2 separate regions of the Homo sapiens genome follow, and region 2 is linked to region 1. The links are chromatin contacts, found by Hi-C in ENCODE. All regions are on one chromosome and are shown on one strand. Each heading gives the region's core, a stretch centred on a gene start or an enhancer-like site at or near the end of the contact. The rest is flanking DNA. Distances are from core to core; before and after follow the strand shown.

Region 1 (5,936 bases), core at 3,120-5,619:
TGGAACAAAAGGTTGAGTGAGTGACTCGATGCACCATTTCCCTGTCCGCTGGCCAACTTCAGCCCAGATCTCAGGACCTACCAACCCTTTCCCCTTAAGAAAGAGGGTACAGCTTCTACCTGATGGGGACACTCAAAATTCCCTCCATAAGCAGAGCAGTCCCCCACTTGCTCCTTTCCCAAATGATCTGCTCAAGTTTGGCTTCAGAGGTGCTACACTGTTTGACGATTTCGTCTTTTCTCTTTCTCTCTCCTCAGCCCCTCAACCAGTTTTTCCTCTGGATCTTTCTTCCTTTGCCATTATCTCTGTGCCCCAGCCCACCTAGGGTGGGAGAGAGAGGGTTAAGATGTTCTGCAAAAGTGGCTTGTAAAGCTGCTTGGATACATTAAAAGCACATGAATATCCTGAAATACAAAGTGTCTTTAGAATCAACCAAGGAATGTTTATCCTAGTGCTGGATGGATGCAAAGAAATAGTGCCAGGGAGCAGTGCTGACAGCCTCCTCAGAGTTAAAGTGAGAGCAGGTAAATTTCATTTGCTAATGAAAATCAAGCTCGATTAAAACCTGGTTTCCCTTTTTCCTTTTCTTCTCCAATGCTGGGAGCCCAGAGCCGCGTGGACCAGGCTGGCATCCAGTTCCCCACCCAGAAAAACCTAGCTGCGGTTTTTTTCTTCAGTGAGAGGTTTTTGGGCAACCAGTCCCTGCAGGGCACCCTGGCCTACCCCAGGAAGTAAGAAGCCTTGTCAGCCAAGGCATTTTGGAACACTGAGAAAGGCTCTGGTGATTCCTGAAATAAAGGCCGTGCTGCAGAAACTACCCTCCGGTCCTGCCTGCACTGCCCTCTCAGGGCTCCTCCGGGGAAATCAGTGCACCAGACAGTACCTGGGAAGTGACTGCAGCCTCTCCCACCTCTCCCACCTCTACTCATGCAGCCCTCTGCTTGGCTGTCATGCCTAAGGTGCCACCGCTGCCGGCCGATCCTAGTGGGTGCCCTGGCTTCCCCAGTCTAACCCAGGAGGAGCCTGAGAATATAAAATTATCAGGTTGAAGGTGCCTCTGCAATCCTATAGGAATTCCTGAGCCTGGAGAACAAAAAATCAGAGGGACAGACAGCTCAGAAGATCAGGACCCACTACCTTGGCAGGCAAGCAAATCTTGACCTTGCCGTTGGGAAAAGAGGAAAAATGCTAGGAGGGTCTGTGCTTGCTTCCCAGAGCACACCCGTCTCAATCGTCCTCCAAACTTTCTTTTGCCACAGCAAGTCAGTTTGTTGGCTGCCTGGCAGGGAAAGAAATCATATTGGGAAACATTAATAAATATCTTATCTCCCTTAGCAGAAGACAGGGAAGGAAGATTATTCTTGCTTAAAAGTGAGTAGAAATTCTGAAACTCAGACCCAAATTATTCAGAGCTCGTTCTCCTTCTATAAACGACCTCCACTGATTGGTGGCTACAACTCAATACTGACAGGACATGCAGACATTTGAAAACAGTGGGGCATGCCAGGACGCCATGGACATGTCTGGTAGAAAAATAAGATACATGTTGAGATCCAAGACAAGAAGAGAACAAGCAGGGTGCCTTCCTCTAAATAAGCATGTCTTGAGAGGGGTTTTTTTTTTTTTTTTTTTTTTTTAATGATAGGGACACATCGGGGAACTAAAAAAAGTCCAGATAAATTTGATCAATAAGGTGCACCATAAATCTCAAGAATTCAGTCCCCAAGCTTTTTCTTGGCGAGAGCGCCACATTTAAGGAGCAAAGCTTAATTTGAGATGCAATCCAAAGCCTTCCCCCAGCACCATCCCTCTCAGACAAACCTGCTTGTGGCTCCTCGGCCGACAGATGAAATCTTGTCTCACCATTTTTGGTGAGGAGGGACCCAGTCGTCTGTGGAGCTGAGACCCTTTCTCTGCGCGCAGGGTTCGGGGCTACGGTGAAGTGGGAGGGGGAGGGAAGAATGTGGAGCTGGCCTTGGCCGCCGTGTGCACCGGCAGCTGCGCCATGGCCAGAGGTGAGCTGGCACAGGCGCCGGCTAGTGGGGGCTCCCCAAGCTGTGTTTTCGTTTTTCCGGGTCTGGCCGGAAAACCGAAGAGGCTCAAAGCCCTGGCTGAGCAGGGCGGAGGCAGAGAAGAGTCGGTAAACACCGCCCCAAAAACCCCACGAAGGCACCAAAAAATTCTGGGCAGCCGAACAGAGTCAGAGGCGAGAATTTTAAAAAGAGAGAGAAAATTAAGAGTGAGGGGATGTGGGCAATGGGCCTTTTGCTGCTGCCTGTGTCTCTACGCTCGCATGGCAGTTCTCATGCTGGCTGGACTGCAACTTTCAACTTGACCTTGGCCTCCAGCCGTGTCTGACCAGTATGTAAAACCGCCTTCAAGTCCCCAGGAACAGGGGCCTAGAACCCTACTCTGTCTCTTTGTCACTGTGAGTTTTACAATGCCACTTGGAGGGAGGAAGGGGGGTGGTGAAACGGCCAGAAAGTAACAGAAAAATCAAGTCCCTACAGAGGCTAGTTCCTGAGTCTGCAAATGGCCAGTCAGGGAGAAGGTAAACTGGGGGCAAATCAATATTTACCCAGAACTGCTAAAAAGTCAAGAAGGAAAGGGCACACTTGGTGGGGGGGTGGCTGGTGTGGGGGTCATAGAAGGTTTTATTGGGCGACACTTACATTGGTCAGGACAAATCCAGGATCAGGACAGATAAAAGCCCAAGCCCAGCCACATTGGTCTGGATCCTGCAGGAAGCCCAGGGGCCTTAGACAGCAGATGGTGGGGTGTGTGTGAGGGGTGGTATGCGTGCTGCTCTGAGTTTAGGGCTGAGTGTGCAAGCTAGGAGCAGAGGACAGGTCCAAGCCTGGCTTCTCACCAGTCCGCCTGGGGTGGAAAAGAATCCAGCACTCTCCCCAGCACTATTCCGGTAATGTGCCCACTTTCACTTTGAACGCTTGTTCCTCTTCTAGGCATCTGACCAGCTCACAGTAGTGAATCAGGAAGTGGAAGTATGTGGCTCTAAAGCAGCAGGACCCCCAGAACCCCTCGACAAAACATGGCAGCTACAAGACGGGTCGCTGCTTGGTTCTTCAGCACCAACACCCTACCATGCTCCCAAGAAAAGGTTGCATTTCCCAGGCACAGAGGAAAGGCTTCTTGGACTGGTTCTTGGGCAAAGAAGGACTAGGCACCCTCTGCAGGCTGGAGATCCTACTTGAGGGGAAGGCAGGAAGTGGCCCCAAAGAGCCCCTTTTTCTTGTCCCAAAATAGAGTGAAATAGCGGGTTCCCAGATTCCTGGAGAGTCAGGTCCGGTCCACAAAGAAGCGTGGCTTTAGGGCCCAGAAGGGGGGTTTAAGTCCCAGCCAGAAGCACAGCTGGGGCTTGTTCCTCTTAAGCCCCTTCCAGAACTAAGCCAGCCATACTGGCGAGGTGGGAGCATGGATGAATGGTGCACAGGGATCGCTCGCTCTATCTCAAAGTCTCTGGAGGAGGAAGCGTTGTTACCAGGTCAGAGCAAGGATCAGGCTGTATACCTAAGTGTGCGAATGTGAGTGTGTCAGTGTACACTGTGTGTGTGTGTGATGAGTCGTTCTGAGTCTATGGGTCTAAATGCAAACATATGAAATTGCTCACTAACAGTGTGGACAGGGAAGGGATAGGGGCTCCTAAATGCAGTCCAAGCCTCCAGTGGAATGTCCTGGGACCCAGGCATATCCGCAGGAACCGATAAGCAGCAAACACCCTGCCACTGTTTCCCTGGAAAGAGCAAAATCGCAACTCCATCGAAGCCGAAGGCGCCGATGTCCGTCCTGTGGTCTCACTGCAGAAATACGCGCCGGTTCCTGGAAAGAAAACAGTCCCAGAGGCTCCAAGAAACACCCATTCTGAGCTAGGCTGGTCCCGTCCTCCCCACTCTCCCATCCCTGACCGCCGGCAGAATTACCTGACCTGTCCCCACTGCTCCAGATCGCAACCCAATCGCGCGCCCACCTCCCCTCCCCGCCTGGTTGCGCGGGTCTGGGCCCCACTGGGATAAAGGAAGGGAAGGGGGGCGGAGATGGGGCCGCCTTCCTTCCCTGCCCCACCCGCACGTTCCTCCGCCTCTCCCCCGGGTGAATGGTGCGCGGCCGCGCGGCTGGCGCTGGGGACGGCGCGGGCCGCGGCGGGGACGACGGGTGCACCGTGCAGAGCTGGAGTCGGAGCCGCCCGCTTTGCATACGCCGTGGGCGGAGCGGGGGGGCCGGGCCAATGGGCGGCCGCCTGGCGCGACCCCGCGGGGCGCGATCCGCCCCCCTCGCTCGGGCCCCGGCCCCGCGCCGCGCGCTCTTCACTTCTTGGGGGCTTTTTAAAACAGCGCCACTGGGGTCTTCTCCATGCGGCTCGGGCTATGACAGCCTCCGTGCTCCTCCACCCCCGCTGGATCGAGCCCACCGTCATGTTTCTCTACGACAACGGCGGCGGCCTGGTGGCCGACGAGCTCAACAAGAACATGGAAGGGGCGGCGGCGGCTGCAGCAGCGGCTGCAGCGGCGGCGGCTGCCGGGGCCGGGGGCGGGGGCTTCCCCCACCCGGCGGCTGCGGCGGCAGGGGGCAACTTCTCGGTGGCGGCGGCGGCCGCGGCTGCGGCGGCGGCCGCGGCCAACCAGTGCCGCAACCTGATGGCGCACCCGGCGCCCTTGGCGCCAGGAGCCGCGTCCGCCTACAGCAGCGCCCCCGGGGAGGCGCCCCCGTCGGCTGCCGCCGCTGCTGCCGCGGCTGCCGCTGCAGCCGCCGCCGCCGCCGCCGCGTCGTCCTCGGGAGGTCCCGGCCCGGCGGGCCCGGCGGGCGCAGAGGCCGCCAAGCAATGCAGCCCCTGCTCGGCAGCGGCGCAGAGCTCGTCGGGGCCCGCGGCGCTGCCCTATGGCTACTTCGGCAGCGGCTACTACCCGTGCGCCCGCATGGGCCCGCACCCCAACGCCATCAAGTCGTGCGCGCAGCCCGCCTCGGCCGCCGCCGCCGCCGCCTTCGCGGACAAGTACATGGATACCGCCGGCCCAGCTGCCGAGGAGTTCAGCTCCCGCGCTAAGGAGTTCGCCTTCTACCACCAGGGCTACGCAGCCGGGCCTTACCACCACCATCAGCCCATGCCTGGCTACCTGGATATGCCAGTGGTGCCGGGCCTCGGGGGCCCCGGCGAGTCGCGCCACGAACCCTTGGGTCTTCCCATGGAAAGCTACCAGCCCTGGGCGCTGCCCAACGGCTGGAACGGCCAAATGTACTGCCCCAAAGAGCAGGCGCAGCCTCCCCACCTCTGGAAGTCCACTCTGCCCGGTAAATGACGACCTATTCCCAGCCCTGGTCTTCCGGCTCTGCTCCAGCTTCTTCTCCGCTCGCACCCGGGCGATCCCGGGTGCGTTTCTGTTCTCTTCCTGGTCTGCCCTAGCGGCTCTGCACCCCTGGGAGCCCGAGCATGGCTGGCTGGGTCTGCCTGCACTGCCTCGAGTTGAGCTGGTCCCTGGCTCTCCCTGGGTGAGGGGTGGCTTGTGGAGACCTCGGCTAGCTTCCCTCTCCCTCTGCGCCCCGCCCTCCCCAGCCCCTGACACCAATTTAAGGATGAGAAATTGACCAGAAAACAGCTCCCCAAATTGCCCCTCCCTATTCATTCTCTCAAAAATGGCTTCAGTGTAGAAGCTTCGAGTATTGGGACGGGCACCCAGAAAGGAGGCAGGCACAGAAGTGTTGTACCTTGAGCCTGGCGCTAAGGTGTGGGCCGTTGGACCAGGCTATCACTCGAGGCTGCCTACGCGCTGCTCCTGCAGGATGGCCGGGTTGGGGAAGTCACTGGAGCCCTGGGTGATTTCATTTCAGTTCAGAACTAACTACCTTCCCCACTGACCCTCTAGGCTTTAGCAGAAGACAGGATTGTACAGCGGGTGGCAAAGAGCAGCCGGGCGCTGCAAGGC
Region 2 (5,936 bases), core at 2,217-4,716, 1.7 Mb before region 1:
TTTTATCTGCTAAACATTCTTGGCTTTCAGCCTCAGGTGTATTTAGTTTGTCCAAAAGATGTTGATAGGAGAGAGAGAGAGAGAGAGAGAGATTAAGACATATTACCACCAGAGACTTTCTCCCTGAAGAAATCAGCAATGTTGGCCAGACACGGTGGCTCATGCCTGTAATCCCAGCAGTTTGGGAGGCCGAGGTGGGCAGATAACCTGAGGTCAGGAGTTCAAGACCAGCCTGGCCAACATGGTGAAACCCCATCTCTACTAAAGATACAAAAATTAGCCAGGCGTGGTGGCGGGCACCTGTAATCCTAGCTACTCGGGGGGCTGAGGCAGGAGAATCACTTGAACCCGGGAGGCAGAGGTTGCAGTGAGCCGAGATTGCGCCACTGCATTCCAGCCTGGGCAACAAAAGTAAAACTCCGTCTAAAAAAAAAAAAAAAAAGAAAGAAATCAGAAATGTTGAAGGATCACTGGGTAAGGAATAACTTTCTCATTACATGATTCAATGTTGTTTTATACCTTGTCCATGTCCTATCTAAAATCAATCTCTTTCCACCTAAAATCATCTCAGCCATGGTCCACATGCCACGCTCTGGGAAAATGCTGCCCTACTGGGCCTGCGCCCGTGACTTGCAATCTGCTTCCTGTGGTGGTGACTGTGGTGTCACCATCCAAAGCAGTAGCAAACATTTATGAAGACTGACTGTGCACCTGGCACTGTGCCTGGGCTACTGAGGACAGAGTTGACAACAAATGTCCTGCCTTTAAGATTTCATAGAATGGTCGGGCGCGGTGGCTCACACCTGTAACCCCAGCACTTTGGGAGGCTGAGGTGCGTGGATCACCTGAGGTCAGGAGTTCGAGACCGGCCTGACCAACATGGAGAAACCCTATTTCTACTAAAAATACAAAAAATTAGCCAGGCATGGTGGCACATGCCTGTAATCCCAGCTACTAGGGAGGCTGAGGCAGGAGAATTGCTTGAACCTGGGAGGCAGAGGTTTGCAGTGAGCTGAGATAGTGTCATTGCACTCCAGCCTGGGCAACAAGAACGAAACTCCATCTCAAAAAAAAAAATTTCATAGAATGAGAAGAAAAATAAACTTGTAGTTACAACACAGTGTAAGAAACACATCTACGTAACTATAAGGTGCTAATGGGGTGAGTATCTGAGGAGTGACCCTTGAAGGGCAGCAGATTTTTTGAGAAAAATTCTGTAATAACATAGTTGTGTAGTGTTCACTCTTTGATGTTATTTCCTCTAAATTTTTCCTTCAGTGGTATTAGTGGTATTCTATTCAAGGTGAAGTCCAGTCTACTGGTAGAAGAATTAAAAACCCAGCTAGTATTTTCTAGGTACTTTGAATTGAGTGTCCCTTGAGGCATCAAATATTCTCAGAGGGCAAATGATAAGCCACACCACACCATTGCAGGATATGGGGAAGCGGATTGCAAGTCACAGAGAAGGTTAATAACAGTGTCAGATCAGTACCGTGGTTATTGATTGAAGCAACTCAATGTAGGCCAAAAGGAGTGAGCTGTGGTGTTGACTGGCAGGTTCTGGTCCTGCTTCCCTACTGTGCACCATTGACTCTGTGCTCGAGTTGCCTTCTTAGTAAAATTACAGGACTGGGCCAGATGTGGCTCCTGCACTATGGATGTTCTCAGATGCAAAAGAAGCTCTCTTCCTCAAGCCCCCTACCTGTAGATGAATGACCTTGGAATCCTGGCATTGTAAGTTTAGCTTCAGCCATCCCATCAGTTGTTATTCTGGTGCATTTAGGTTGGATTTTTAGGTGTTGGGGGAAATAGTATGAATCTCATCACCATCGTTTTCATTTATTTATATCTTATTTAGTACTACTATGTGCCAGGCACTGTTCCAAGTACTTTTCCAATATTAATTAATTTAATCTGTACAATGATGGGTACTGTTATCACACCCATTTTAGAGGGGGGACAACTGAGGTTCAAGGAGGTTAAATAACTCGCTCAAGATCAGCTGTCTAGGGAGGGGCAAAACAGGATTCAGTTTCAGGCAGGCTGGGTCTTGAATTTGTGATCATCACCCTGTACTGTCTCTGGACAGAATAATTGAATAATAATAAGACAAAGATGAAGTATGCAGTAATGACCCATTAAAATAAGATTTTTTAAAAAAAATTAAATGTGATAAGACAAGGACAGATGTGGCACATGCCTTTGGGCTAAGTCCTTTAGAAGGGAAACAAAGAATGAATCATGTACTATGGGAGAAAGAGAAGACAATGCCTACGCCCTTATGGGCCTACCAGGCTTTCTACCTGTGAGCTCATTTGCTCCTTACAAGACCCCAGGAGGTAGGTGTCATTATCATCACCATTTTACAGAGGAGGCTGAAAGACTTGTTTAAGATCACACAACTAGTAAGTGGAGGAAGCCAGGTCCCTGACTAAAGTGCCCAGAGGCTCCCTTAAGGGTGGGCTGGGGAATCCACATCAGAAGGCTCTGCCAGTCCGGGTCCTAGTGGGCAGATGCCTTGCAGTAAATGGGTCTCTGTGCTGCAGGAATCTGAAAGACCAGCTTACCTGCGGCAACACATTTCAATCACATGGAGCAGGTCTACTTAGGGGAAAGATGCACAATGCATAGGAGATGCCTGTCAACACTGAGAAGAGCTGAAGTGCTGAGGACTGAACCACACCCTCACTGGATGGAAATGCATCTACAAGCTGTGCACTCATGTTTGACCCTGGTCAAACCTTGGCACTATGAACATCTGCAGGGGATGATTCTTTGTTATTAGAGGTTGTCCTATGCATTGTAAGATGTTGAGTGACATCCCTGGCCTCTACCCACTAGGTGCTAGTATCTATGTAGTATCTATGTTCACCCCATCCCCCAAGCTGTGACAAACACAAATCTCTCCAGACAAGGCCAAATGTTCCTTGGGAGGCAAACTCCCCTCCTCCCCTCCCGGCCCCCGGTTGAGAACCACTACTTTGATCTTATACTCTGGGCTTATGAACGGTGAAAGCTTCCAGAAACTACCCTGTTCTGATGTCGAGGAGTTCAATATTCCCTAAAACTCCTCCCAACTCTCAGAAACTAAGAGAGAGAGAGAAAAAAATGATGGGTTAGCTTCTGCAGTGCAGATACTTTGCCATTCAGTTAAGTGTGTATATTTGAGGGGGTGTATGGATATGGAGAACAGGGATTGGAAAGCCTACTCACCACACTTCTTCACAATACCTCTATTTCATTCTATCTGTATGCTTATTATTTCAGCTCTTCTCATGTGCGATCAAATTCTTATTTTGCAGCATATTGCCCTCTAGCGGTCACTTCTCTTTGTAGCACACGGAAGAGAGGCACCAATACAAATCGCTTTTTAAGAATGAAACCCAGGAGGGAACTGGCTGGGGGAAGTGGACGTGGTTCCACGAGCCGGGTAACTTCTGGCTTCGCGGATTGTGAGCAGCCGGTTTCTCCTCCGAGCCGCGCCTTTTTCCTTCCCAAGCCCCACCCTTCCTCCTGCGAGCCCTCTCCTCCACGTTCCAGCACCCAGTGGCACTTTGCTTCTCCCGCCGGGATACCGGACCTCTTCTTTGCAGAGAGAATTCAAAGCTACTTCCATGTTAAACAGAAAGAGCATCCTGTGGGTAGAAATATCCGACGAGGAGCGTTTTCCGAATGCCCGGAAGGGAGTTGCTACGTGAAAAATAGACATGATGCGCTGAAAAAAATATAGATGATTTGTTGTTGCTCTTGGTTCTCAGCCGGACCTCAAAAACAACCCCAGGATTTTTTTCCTCCAAAGTGGAGCCAGCTACTTTGCAAGTGCTCCCCTTCTTTCTCCTTGCCCATCCCCAGACCATTTAGTTAACCTCAGTGGGACAGGAACCGTCCTACAAATGCATGTGTTTGTCGTCTTAAGAGCTTTGGTAAGCCTACTTAAATTTCAGACAGCTAGAGACTGTCACAGTGGCTTTCTTCTGTCGATAGGTGACATTGTGTAATTAATAACCCTATAAAGCCTTTGAGGATAGCTTTTTCTTTTAAAAATGGAAGCCCAGAGAATTAAGACAAAGAAAGCTACTCTGTGGAGTTAAACGTCATCTTCAAGGAGGAAATTTTTAAAAGTACCTCTACATCTACACGTGGGCTTCAATTATATGTCTCCAAGGTACAGCACCCAGACGTCAAACCACTCAAGCCTGGATGGTGAATTTATGATAGAGGTTGACTTCTTTGTAGAATAAGTTTTCTGTTTCCACAAAATAAAATTGTATTTAGGGGTATAAGCGCCAGAATTTCTTTTAGCAATTAATCAAAATGAATGACCAAAAAGTTTAATTCTAGACTAGAGCTATTAAATTACTTCCGAGCTATGAATGCAGTTTTGATTTTAGGCCATATCAATCCAGGAAAACACAGAACAATGAGCCTGGAGGGTCAGATACTGTGAAGAGCAAATTTGCAGAAGGCTTTTGGGTCGGCAACAGTTGGGTTTCCTTAAGATTTATAGGCTTCATAGGATAGACACACACTTCTTTATTTCTGCTCTGTATGAACACTCAGCAGATGAAGTTCCACTAACCGCTTTCCCCTGCCCCCACATTTAAAAAGCTTTCTCCTTCTCTTTTCTTTTCTATCTCTGTGAATGGCTTAAACAGCAGCCTGTGTTTTAGAACCATAAAGCGTGCATAAACGTTTCATAAAAAGAAATAGAAAAAATGGAAATCTCCAGTGTGAATATGTGTTTATAAGATTATTTAACCCCTTTTACTTTATCACCTTACTTGCTCTGACCCTGAGACCCTAGAATGACGTGGGCCTGAACCCGAATCCTCGGGTGATCAATACTACCTAAAAACAAAGGTGATGTCTATGGAGGGGCGCAAAACAAGGTTTCCCATAGGAGGACTTGCCAGTCTGATCAGTATAACTAGTGAACCCAGATAGTGTGGGTCCAGGAAGTTGGTATGACGCCAAGCTCCCCACCCTCAGAGGGCTCTGGTGTTCCCCGCTGAGGACTCGCATCCCGTTTATAGCTCTGTAGATGTAAGCAGCCAAGATGATTTGGGGGAATTTCTGTGTGACAAAGGAGACAAGAGGCTGTGGAAACCTTCCGTAACAAGTGGTTGAATTGTTTAAGGGATTTTCAAAACCCTCTAACTGGAGAAGCAGGATGAAGGCGAAAGAATACATGACTGATCATTGCTGGCTAACGTAATCAGGTGATTTGTGTTAACAATATGCCACAAAATCCCAGGAACAAAGTCTAGGTCCTGTCTTTAGCCATGTCGTGTCCACGGCAATGTGGACCTTTTATCTGATTATTGGATGGTCCACTGAAGCCATCTTTAGGAATTTAGAACCTTCATAAGAGAAGACGAGATTCAGTCTATGTGGAAGGGTGTTTTTTTTTTTTTAAAGAGGCGCTTGTAATGGTGGTGACTTTCCTTCCTTAACATTAAATGAATTACTAACTCTACATATAATCTTGTGCATTTCTGTCCTTCTTCCCTTCCTTCTTCCCTTCCTTCTTCCTCCCCTCCCTCTCCTTTTGCAGGAAAACTATATTTCAGGACTATGCCCAGCAATGATGGCTTCAAGATCACAATAAATTGTTTAGCTTTTTAGGGGATGAGAGGCAAAATGTTTAAGCACTGGAAAAAGGCACAGGCAGGGGAGATCCTGATTTTGTGAAGCCCAAAGCTCATATGATTTCTTTTAAAAAGAATATACAATTACAAATACAAAATTAGGCAGGAAAGTGAACATTTCTTTAGAATGAAAAATGATATCACAAAAAATTATTGGAGACTTGTAAGTTTAGATCCTTTTTCTCATGAAGATCTCTTTAGGCAATTTACCAAAAATGGCTGATTAGAAATGCTTTCTGATTGCAACCCAGCTTCCTCTCTTCTGGAAAACTCGATGACTCCTCACAG

Evidence for each region. A loop is a pair of places that touch in the nucleus more often than their neighbours do. Pooled maps may share reads with other maps.
Region 2: a loop to region 1 is called in a map of MCF 10A, with 18 times the contacts of the local background. The contact joins the enhancer-like site here to the promoter of HOXA13 in region 1. A Hi-C loop is called at or near these places in 3 of 168 maps with a recorded cell type or tissue (IMR-90, MCF 10A and mammary epithelial cell) and 7 of 50 pooled maps.

Annotation. Positions count from the first base shown.
Region 1 is chr7:27,198,524-27,204,459 of GRCh38, reverse strand. HOXA13 (homeobox A13) reads left to right here and starts at 4,369. Exons shown (of 2, transcript NM_000522.5): 1 at 4,369-5,304. The coding sequence starts at 4,383. It overlaps HOTTIP (HOXA distal transcript antisense RNA), which reads right to left and starts at 4,039. Exons shown (of 3, transcript NR_037843.3): 1 at 3,939-4,039; 2 at 1,822-3,837. RefSeq lists enhancers at 1-3, 1,498-2,022.
Region 2 is chr7:28,924,586-28,930,521 of GRCh38, reverse strand. No RefSeq gene overlaps it. Among named protein-coding and RNA genes, the nearest start is that of TRIL, 31 kb to the left of the region's middle. Within about 2 kb of position 3,466, at least 15 of the 41 ENCODE cell types and tissues checked have a DNase peak (open chromatin) inside an H3K27ac peak, as active enhancers do.